2 separate regions of the Homo sapiens genome follow, and region 2 is linked to region 1. A link is a contact called in ENCODE Hi-C or POLR2A ChIA-PET data. All regions are on one chromosome and are shown on one strand. The core of a region is the stretch at or near the end of the contact, and the rest is flanking DNA. Distances in the headings are between cores, read along the strand shown. Region 1 overlaps ADH6 (alcohol dehydrogenase 6 (class V)). Region 2 overlaps LOC102723576 (a long non-coding RNA gene).

Region 1 (4,257 bases), core at 763-3,262:
GTGTTTCATAGCATCCTTACAAGATAAATGTTACTTCAAATGAGAATAGGGAGAATCAGAAAAGAAAGTCATAGACCATTTAGGAGTTAAGCTGAAATTAAGATGTAGGCTCAATCCTCACATACATCTTTTAACCCCTATACTGTATTGCATCACTTTCTAACAGGCAGCTGCCCTCGCCTCCTGCAATGAGAGCTATGGGGTCTGTGTGGTTGTTGGGGTGTTGCCTGCCAGTGTTCAACTCAAAATCAGTGGCCAGTTGTTCTTCTCAGGACGTTCTTTGAAGGGTTCTGTTTTTGGAGGTATGGATGAAGCAGGGAAAGGTGGAAATGCCTGAGGAGGTGAAGGTGGGAAATAGAAAAATGTACCATAAACGCTTAAGAAAGGACATAAAACAACAGCTTTATATTACAGATTTTTTTTTTCAACATATGAATACCCAATATAAAGGGATGGATAGTGGGTGTATCTAGTGCCTCTTGGAAAGCTTTTTCTCATGCAAAGATAGAGAAGAGGTTTCTTAATTGATTGGTAAAGAATCCAGTGTCCAACATTTAAAGCAAACTCTAAATTGAAAAGAAGGCAATATTGTAATCTATAACTACACTTCAGCGAAATTATACACCTGCCAGCTGGGATTCTTTGGAGAATATACTTAGCCATTAGTTGTCATTGTTCAACTCATGTAAAATCTTATCCCAAACAAATGAGTTGTCACGCTACCAACTCAAATATATTAAACACAATGGATTCTTGATTTAAAAGAAATACTATTGATTAAAAAAAATAAGAATTATTTTACCCAGAGGAAAAATATCTTATAGAATCCTTTGATTTTCTGTTTTTTACCTGTCCTGGAACATTTTTATAGACTTTAGAAGACTATTTTATTGAAAAAGTAGAAGACAAACTAAATTAAATAAATCTGCTTAAGATTCTGGGCTCATAAGCAAGAAATCTGAAATTTACGAAGAAATGTATTTATCCAGAAACTCTGGGCAATCTGAATGCCTGGGCAAAAAGAGATGAGAATTAGAGGAGTGCCTGAATTACTTGCACAAGTGAGCTGTCTGTAGTCCCCAAGTAAGCTATGGCAGCATGTTATTACAGATATTAGAAGCCTTACCTAATTCATTTATAAAGAGTAGATACATGGCAGGACCAGCAAAAAAAAAAAAGTAATAATCCAGTTATATATATAATCTATTAAATAGAAGAACTGTAATTTCAGTTCTTCTATTTAAGATCATTGAATACATCCATTGCCATTTCTCTCTATTGTATTTATAGATGATAATGTTAATTCAAAATACACATACTCAGCTAAGTCTTATAAAAATAAGATTACCAATATTCTTAAAACCCTCAGTGAATGAAACTAATTCACTGGCCACTCTAGCACTCATATAGTGATCATTAATGTAAATTAGTTTATTCCACAAATAGTATAGTCCTCTGGTTCAATGATTTTCAATCAACAATAGCATTTAACAGGTGTTGGACAGTCCTGCTAAACCTCCCACAATGTGCAAAAGAAAGAATGTTCCCCACCCAAAATGCCAGTAGTGCCCTTGTTGAGAAACACTGCCTAGTCCCGTCTGTGGTCCTAGAATTTTCTTTCCTATGTCATTTGGTTGAAATAAGAAAAAAAGTGGAGGGTTGACATAGATGTAAAAATGTTTTATCAGATCACCAATCAAAATATAAAAACAAATAGAAATATACACTGGCCCTTCATGTCATGACATAGAACAGTAATTAGTATTCTTGGTTACACATAACAGAAACAAACTTAAATTAAAAATAAATCTATTAGAAGAGTTTGTGGTAGTTTGGAGAAGAAGTTGGGGAGCCTAACCTAAGCTAGAACCAAGAAAAGCAAGTAATTGTCAAGATCCTATCACAGAATAATCCGCATAGAACACTAAGCAGATTACGCCACATTATACTTTGCACAATTACACCACACCCACCCTTTCTAGCAATGAGCAGACTGCCAAAGTCTGTGTGGTAACTCACTGAGCGTGGCACTTAGCACAGTGCTAAATTTAATGTGTTTCTTGAAAATCACGGGAATAGAGAAAATACAATGCTAAACTACATCTTACCTTAGCTAACTCCATCTTTGCTTGTTCAATTCTTACTTCCAGAAAGCACATTTTATTCTTATATTGCTTTGTACACATTCTTTTCCCAAGAGCTTTCACTGGGACTGCTGCCACAGTGAGAGTTCTTCTTTTCCTTTAAGCTATTTGACTCTTTTATGAAGTGGCAGATCAAAACATACACATGAGGGAATGCACACACAAAAAAATGTGCTATATTTAACATTTGAATTGCTTCTTTCCATGATTCCCAAGACCTTGGCCTTTGTTATACATTAGATATAGATTCACTGCTCCCCAGAGATTGCAACATGACACCAGGAACACTCAAGGCAAGGTCCACATTCTATCTGCTTTGAATTAATTCTCCTCTGTAGTACCAGAAGTCTCCTTTAGGAACACAGCCCTCTATATAATGTGTGTGGTTGGGGTAGGCATTCTCCTGATGATTGAGGCAAGTAAACGGGACAGGCTTAGATTTTCTCAGTCAAAGCCAACAACTTCAGCAGTTACTTTGAATGACCTTTCCTTTATAATGAAGCCTCATGTGTAAAATTCATCATTAATCTGTATTTCCAGGCTGGAAGAGCAGACAGCACATCCCTAAACTGGTTGCTGATTATATGGCAGAGAAGTTGAATCTAGATCCACTAATTACTCATACTCTGAATCTTGATAAAATCAATGAAGCAGTTGAATTAATGAAAACTGGAAAATGGTAAACTGCCCACATAAATTTTATGTCTGTGTGTTTGAGACCAAGAGAAAGGGTGTATTGGCTTGGGAGTAGAAGAAGGGTCGTCCCTGCTGCAGAAGCTGTATACTGATAATTGAAGAGGCTTTCAGGAATTTGTAAAGCATCTCCTTCCCCTCTGCATTTTGTTTTATTTCTAGCTAATAAAATACATAATCCTGAAAGTATTTAAGTGTTCACCTACCGTTACTTTTGCCATTAGCATTGTATTTCCAATATGGATTTTTTTTTTACATGACATATTAATGGAAGTCAGCTTATAAAATTGTAGCTCAAGTTTAAAAACATAAGAAGGTAGTTCACAAATAGGCCATTGTTGTATTTGTTGTTCTACTTTGGGGGAGAAGAGGAATTATTCATAGGATTCCTAATTCTGAATCCTATCTTTGACCCAAAAAACAGAAACCAGCCATAACCCAGAAACTGGCATTCCCCACACGAGTATAAGCTTGCTTACCTACTTTTTACCCTTGGAGTTTCATGTCATTTTAAAAAATCTTCCCATGGCTTATTTAATCTTCTCATTTTTCACCTAAAGAGAAAAAAAATCTAGTTTACTGCTCTACAAAGTGAGAATTTGAAATCCAAAACACAAATGTTGCTCTAAAAATGTTCCAACCTTTTTTCTCTTCTTCTTTTTTTCAGTATCCGCTGTATCCTGTTACTTTAAGTACAATGTAATACATGCAAGACCCAAAGGATATTTCACCAACTCAATGGCATTTGATGTAATTTTCATGATTTAGAAGAATTATTCACCCAATCCCATTTCTATATTCTGACTTCTGATTCACTCCGCAGTGGACCTATATCTGGCTTCTGACCTAACCATTTCATCAAAATTGTTCTTACGTAACCCAGTGTCACCAAGGATCAGCCTCCTTTTCAGAGCTAGATTAAGGTTGGCTTGAATCACTCAACTCCACATCCTTCAGACATAAAAGGTCAATGCAAGATGCTCCCATTTTCATAGTTCCTCTACCTGTGGACCTTTATATTCTTGTACACTATATGTCTCTCTCACAGGCCTAGACATGAAACTCTGCCATTTTACTCTAAAGAAACAAAACTCCGCATTAATGAGTTTATTGAAGATTCAGGTTAACCTGAATCAAGTTAACCCAGTCTCAAATGCTCACTTATCCTATCTCCTTGGCACAAATCTCTCCTCTCCTGGATTGCCAAAGAAAATTCAAATTATTCTTCAATTAGTCAGGATGATTTGACTATCAGCAGTTCATAGTACCCATCTTCATAACTAAGCCACCTAGGGATCCAGCAGAAAAAAAAGGGATGAGGGGAGTCATCATACAGGAGGTGGATCATTTAGCAGGATCCACACTTCCTACAAAGCGGTTGTAATATTAAATAACAAAACTGTTTTTTATTCCAATCTTC
Region 2 (4,539 bases), core at 1,984-4,483, 180 kb before region 1:
AGTATATTAGTGGTCCACAAGCTTTTTGGCACTCGGGGCTGGTTTTGTGGAAGACAATTTTTCTATGAACTGGGGTTGGAGGATAGTTTCGGGATAATTCATGCACATTGCATTTATTGTGCACTTTTTTCCTATTATTATTACATTGTAATATATAATGAAATAATTCTACAATTCACCGTAATGTAGAATGAGTGGGAGCCCTAAGCTTGATTTCCTGCAACTAGACAGTCCCATCTAGGGGTGATGGGAGACAGTGACAGATAATCAGGTATTCAACTGTCATAAGGAGTGCACATCCTGGATCTCTTGCATGTGCAGTCCACAATAGAGTTCTCACTCCTATGAGAATCTAATGCTCTGCTGATCTGTCAGAAAGCAGAACTCAAGCAGTAAAGCAAGCGCTAGGGAGCGGCTGTAAAAACTGATAACATTTTGTTAGCTCGCTCATCACTCACCTCCTGCTGTGTGGTCTGGTTCCTTAATAGTCCATGGACTGTTACTGATTGGTGGCCCTTGGGTAGGGGCCCCTGAAGTATACGACTGATTATGAATGAATAATGTGCACATGAATTACCTGGGGATCTTGTTAGAATGTAGATTGTGCTTCAGTAGGCACAGTGGGCCATGAGGTTCAACATCTCTAATAAACACCCCAGTGATGCCCACGTTGCTGGTCTGTGGACCTCACTTTGAGTAGCAAGGGCTTAAGCCACTCTTAGTTAGTATTCTGTAACTTGGAACCCAGGTATCACTATGGATGATGCCCCGACCTTTATGCATTCCTCTCCCTTAGATTAGATTGGCACTTCCAAGTTCCTTGAAGTGATGACTTCTCATTTTCTCTATGATTCTAACTTTTAAGATATTATATTATCTAATGCTAAGGTATTCCTTGACTATGCAATTTTCCTTCTGGCCATAAAAAATTATCCTCTCTGTCAGGTCTCAGGCTTCTTTGATGTTTATTAAGCCATCCTGATTTTTTGTGTTTAAATTTGCCCAATATATATGCTTAAAGACTAATGGGTACTCAAAATATTAATTAAATGAAAAACTACTACCATCTATTTTTTATATCTTTGATTTTTATTATTTTGGTTCAAGAAGTATCTTTTTGTTTTGTTGTCCTGTTCTAGGGTCTCTTGATAAGTATCTAGAAGTTGTCCAGATTGCTGATTTGACGTCAAGAGTGTCAATTCTGGTCTTTACTATTTCCATTTTGAGTTTTTATTTGTTGGCTTGTTTGCTTGCTTGTTTTTACTATTATATTCCTAGTTTATTGTGTAAGTTGTTCATTCACTGGGATTCCACTTGGAGCTCAGCCTTTACTTTAGCCGTAATGGGTCAAAGCATCCATTTCATAGAGGCTATTCTATTCATACACCTGGAGAAGACCAATGAACCAATTGCTTTCTAAAATTATGATTTGTTTCTTATAAAAAGTTATGTTCTTTTATGTTTTCGGGTGTTGTCTTCCCCCCCTTATATTGCAGTATTGTTTTATAGGCCCCATTTTAGTTTCTTCTTGTTTCCTTTTTCTTATATAAAATTGTTTCTGATACTGCATTTGTCAAAAGATAGGGTGAGTGGAACAGCCTTAAGCTTCCATTCTGTCTACTTGGGAGCTTGTTTGGTAGCTAAAGCTAAATTCTATTTTCATGCACAGCACCTAGCCATGCAATATGCAGTTCTTAATTAAGCAACATAACACATGGGACTAGACCTCCTCATTAACTGTTCCCACAGGCTAACTCCATCCACACTTGCAATACGTTTCCTTTGTTCACACTAAGCATACCAGGATGCCCTGTGCTTTCTCCAGACCGCTTTTATACAATATGTTGCATTCATAAAGAAGCCTGGATAGAGAAAGAGCAGTAGTAATGGTGCAGGATGTGTCTAGGAGAAGTAGGATAATTCCAATGGGCAAAGACAATTCTACATGGTCTGTTCAGGAATGATAACATTTCCTGATGGTCAGTAGAGCTCTTTAATCTGAAAAAGGCATAGAGAGGAGAGATAACAAAGTATTTTCATATTTCCTTTGGCATATGGTTCAAAAGCTAGAGTATGTGGTATGCCTCAAAAACTGTGCTTCTCAATACAGATGAAAAATCTATTCTGACTATGGCCTTTGAATTTATATTGTGGATACTAGCTTTTGTAGTAATTGTTGGCTTCATTGGGTGGAGGCACAGGAGGCATGATTATTCATCTATCATGTTAACCCAGTAATTTAATCCAAATACGCAATAACCTAGAGAATTAAGGAACCTGTGATCAGACCCCCATATTAGCAAGGGATATAAGAAAATACAGAATTCCCATTCTAGATATTTCACCAACTACATGTGACCTGAAAAAATTGCATAATCTCAGAGGGCCCTTAATTTTATCATGTGTGAAATAATTTAGACTAAATAATACCATCTAGCTGTAATTTTTTGTTTAAAAAATCCTCAAAGTACAATGGAAATGTTTTTATTTTTCCTACAGAGATTTAAAGTCCAAAAAGTCTTATAAAGCACAGGTTCTCATTTTCAAAAGACATAATGCTTAGAATTCATTATATTTTTTACAGAATATCATGTAATATTGATGTTACATTTAGAGTAACTAATTATGTAATTCTGAGATTATAGAATAAACATATGGAAGCAGATGTTTAAGTTTATGATAGAGAAAAAAATTATATTATTTTACTTCTGCTTCCTACTATTTTCTTGTTCTACATATTCTTTTTAATTATCTTTTTAGTTCTAGAAGACTTTTACAAATTGGCCTTACAATTAACTTTACTGAACTTTTCAGATTCTTGAGAATATTATTTGACATGAGGTGTCCAAACAGATATTAAACTTAGCTTGTATAACTTTGTCAACAAGCTATTAAATTGCTATTAAACTTCCTTGTTTAATTATTCTAATCATAACAATTCAGAAGAAAACAGGCAACTCTGACCCCATGGCTTATGCACCTGGCTTGGTCCTTTGGGTCTTTCCAATTACTGTGTGGTGTTCGAGGTAGATTTTAATCCCATAAGATTAAGAATAAACATTTCTTTCTTTATTTTCCTTTTAAAGGCAGAAGTTTTGAAATAAAGTTGAAATGTGTGGTGTCATTCTACCTGGAACATGTCCACATAGAACGAAAAGCATTTTTTTTCCTTTTCTTTTGGCTGCAGTGCAAACATGGTGCACATGCACAGGAAGCGTGACTGCGTGTTTTTACTAATGCATAACACATGTCTGGGAGTGCTTGACTCCTAAAAAACCATGAGTTTTTCACTTACTTTGCACGTGGTACCCTGAAGTTATAAGAGTGCTACAAATTATTCAGTAAACATGTAACAAAGTTCAGAAAGAGTGATGGTAGAAATGGGTGTCCAGAAAGAGAGTAAACAGATGTTTTCATTCAACAACCATGACCTTCAGCTTTGGCAATAAAAGTAAATATAAATGACATTGGAATTTTCCACCCAGATCCAAGGCTAGCCTTCTGGTTTAAACTTCTTTATATCTCTATGACATTATCTCCTTCTAAGACCTTCTTCTCAATTGACCCGAAACATTCATATGATTGGTGGCCAGAGAAATATCGATCAAGATTATTGCTATTTACTCCCCGATGTTTAAAATAGGACTTTGAAGCAAGACAATAAGCTTAAAAGCCAAGCTGTTTAGGGTAGAGAATTTTCTAAATTCCTTTTCTTTTTTTTCTTAAAGGCTGAAGAAGACTCAGATTTCTGACACAATGGTAACACCTATCCCTTCTGCCTGTGACTGCCAGGGCTTGCTGTATGATGATAAGAAGAGAATGTGACACAGAGGAAGGGGAAAAAGTCCATCCCTCTGGTAGTAGGGGGTTGTGGAATGGGAGGGAAAAAGGGAGAAGGAGAAGTAGAAAATACTCATATCTAAATGTCTTCATGTCTTCTGCTTGACTTTAGCCAGGAATGAGTGTTAGGAAAGAGGGGATGCTCTAGAAGAGGAAGCTATGGAGTCTTATTTGGGTCTATGTAAATAGCCCAACCACAGGCCCTTCTGCCCAATCTAGGGCAGACCCATACCAGAGTTTAACGTGGCAACAAAGTGTGGTTAGACAGAAGTTAGGCATGGAGTTTAGCTTTTCAAGGCAGCTTTCCATCACTACAAGGCCAAGGCAGAAATTAAATATCTCATTTCCTTTTTGCAGGGTAGAGCAAGCAGGGCAAAGGGGAATGACTGAGCAATCAGGTGACTTGAGAGCCAAATAACATTCCCATTCACAGGGTCTGAATTGGTGAAATGTATCAAGATCTTCAGCTTGAGATGGACCATCAGAGCAGGAGGCCAGAAGAGAGACATGGGGTTTGTTGTGATAACTAGAGCTAAAGTGAGCTAAGTGATCAGTAGAGCAACACTGGGCTCTGGCCAACCAAAATAAACCAGACCATGAGCTCCACCAGATAAGGCCCTCTGCTACAAGTACAGTAGGTGAGCAGCACCCAGGCAGAGAGAGGCATTGTCAGGAAGACTGAAGGAAAGAGGAGCATCA

Evidence for each region. A loop is a pair of places that touch in the nucleus more often than their neighbours do. ChIA-PET counts read pairs that join two places held with the same protein, here RNA polymerase II (POLR2A). Pooled maps may share reads with other maps.
Region 2: a map of aorta shows a loop between it and region 1 (4-fold over the local background). The contact joins two enhancer-like sites. A Hi-C loop is called at or near these places in 3 of 168 maps with a recorded cell type or tissue (aorta, cardiac septum and left cardiac atrium) and 4 of 50 pooled maps. POLR2A ChIA-PET finds 5 or more read pairs at or near these places in 2 of 52 experiments (AG04450 and Caco-2).

What each region holds. Positions count from the first base shown.
Region 1 is chr4:99,203,491-99,207,747 of GRCh38, reverse strand. It overlaps ADH6 (alcohol dehydrogenase 6 (class V)), which reads left to right. Exons shown (of 9, transcript NM_001102470.2): 7 at 167-302; 8 at 2,685-2,823; 9 at 3,505-4,257. The coding sequence ends at 3,529. It overlaps LOC100507053 (a long non-coding RNA gene), which reads right to left. Exons shown (of 10, transcript NR_037884.1): 4 at 3,317-3,391. Among named protein-coding and RNA genes, the nearest start is that of ADH6, 14 kb to the left of the region's middle. RefSeq lists an enhancer at 2,181-2,682. Within about 2 kb of position 2,012, at least 5 of the 41 ENCODE cell types and tissues checked have a DNase peak (open chromatin) inside an H3K27ac peak, as active enhancers do.
Region 2 is chr4:99,382,810-99,387,348 of GRCh38, reverse strand. LOC102723576 (a long non-coding RNA gene) reads left to right here. Exons shown (of 5, transcript XR_939020.3): 4 at 3,729-3,857. Among named protein-coding and RNA genes, the nearest start is that of ADH1C, 32 kb to the right of the region's middle. Within about 2 kb of position 3,233, at least 9 of the 41 ENCODE cell types and tissues checked have a DNase peak (open chromatin) inside an H3K27ac peak, as active enhancers do.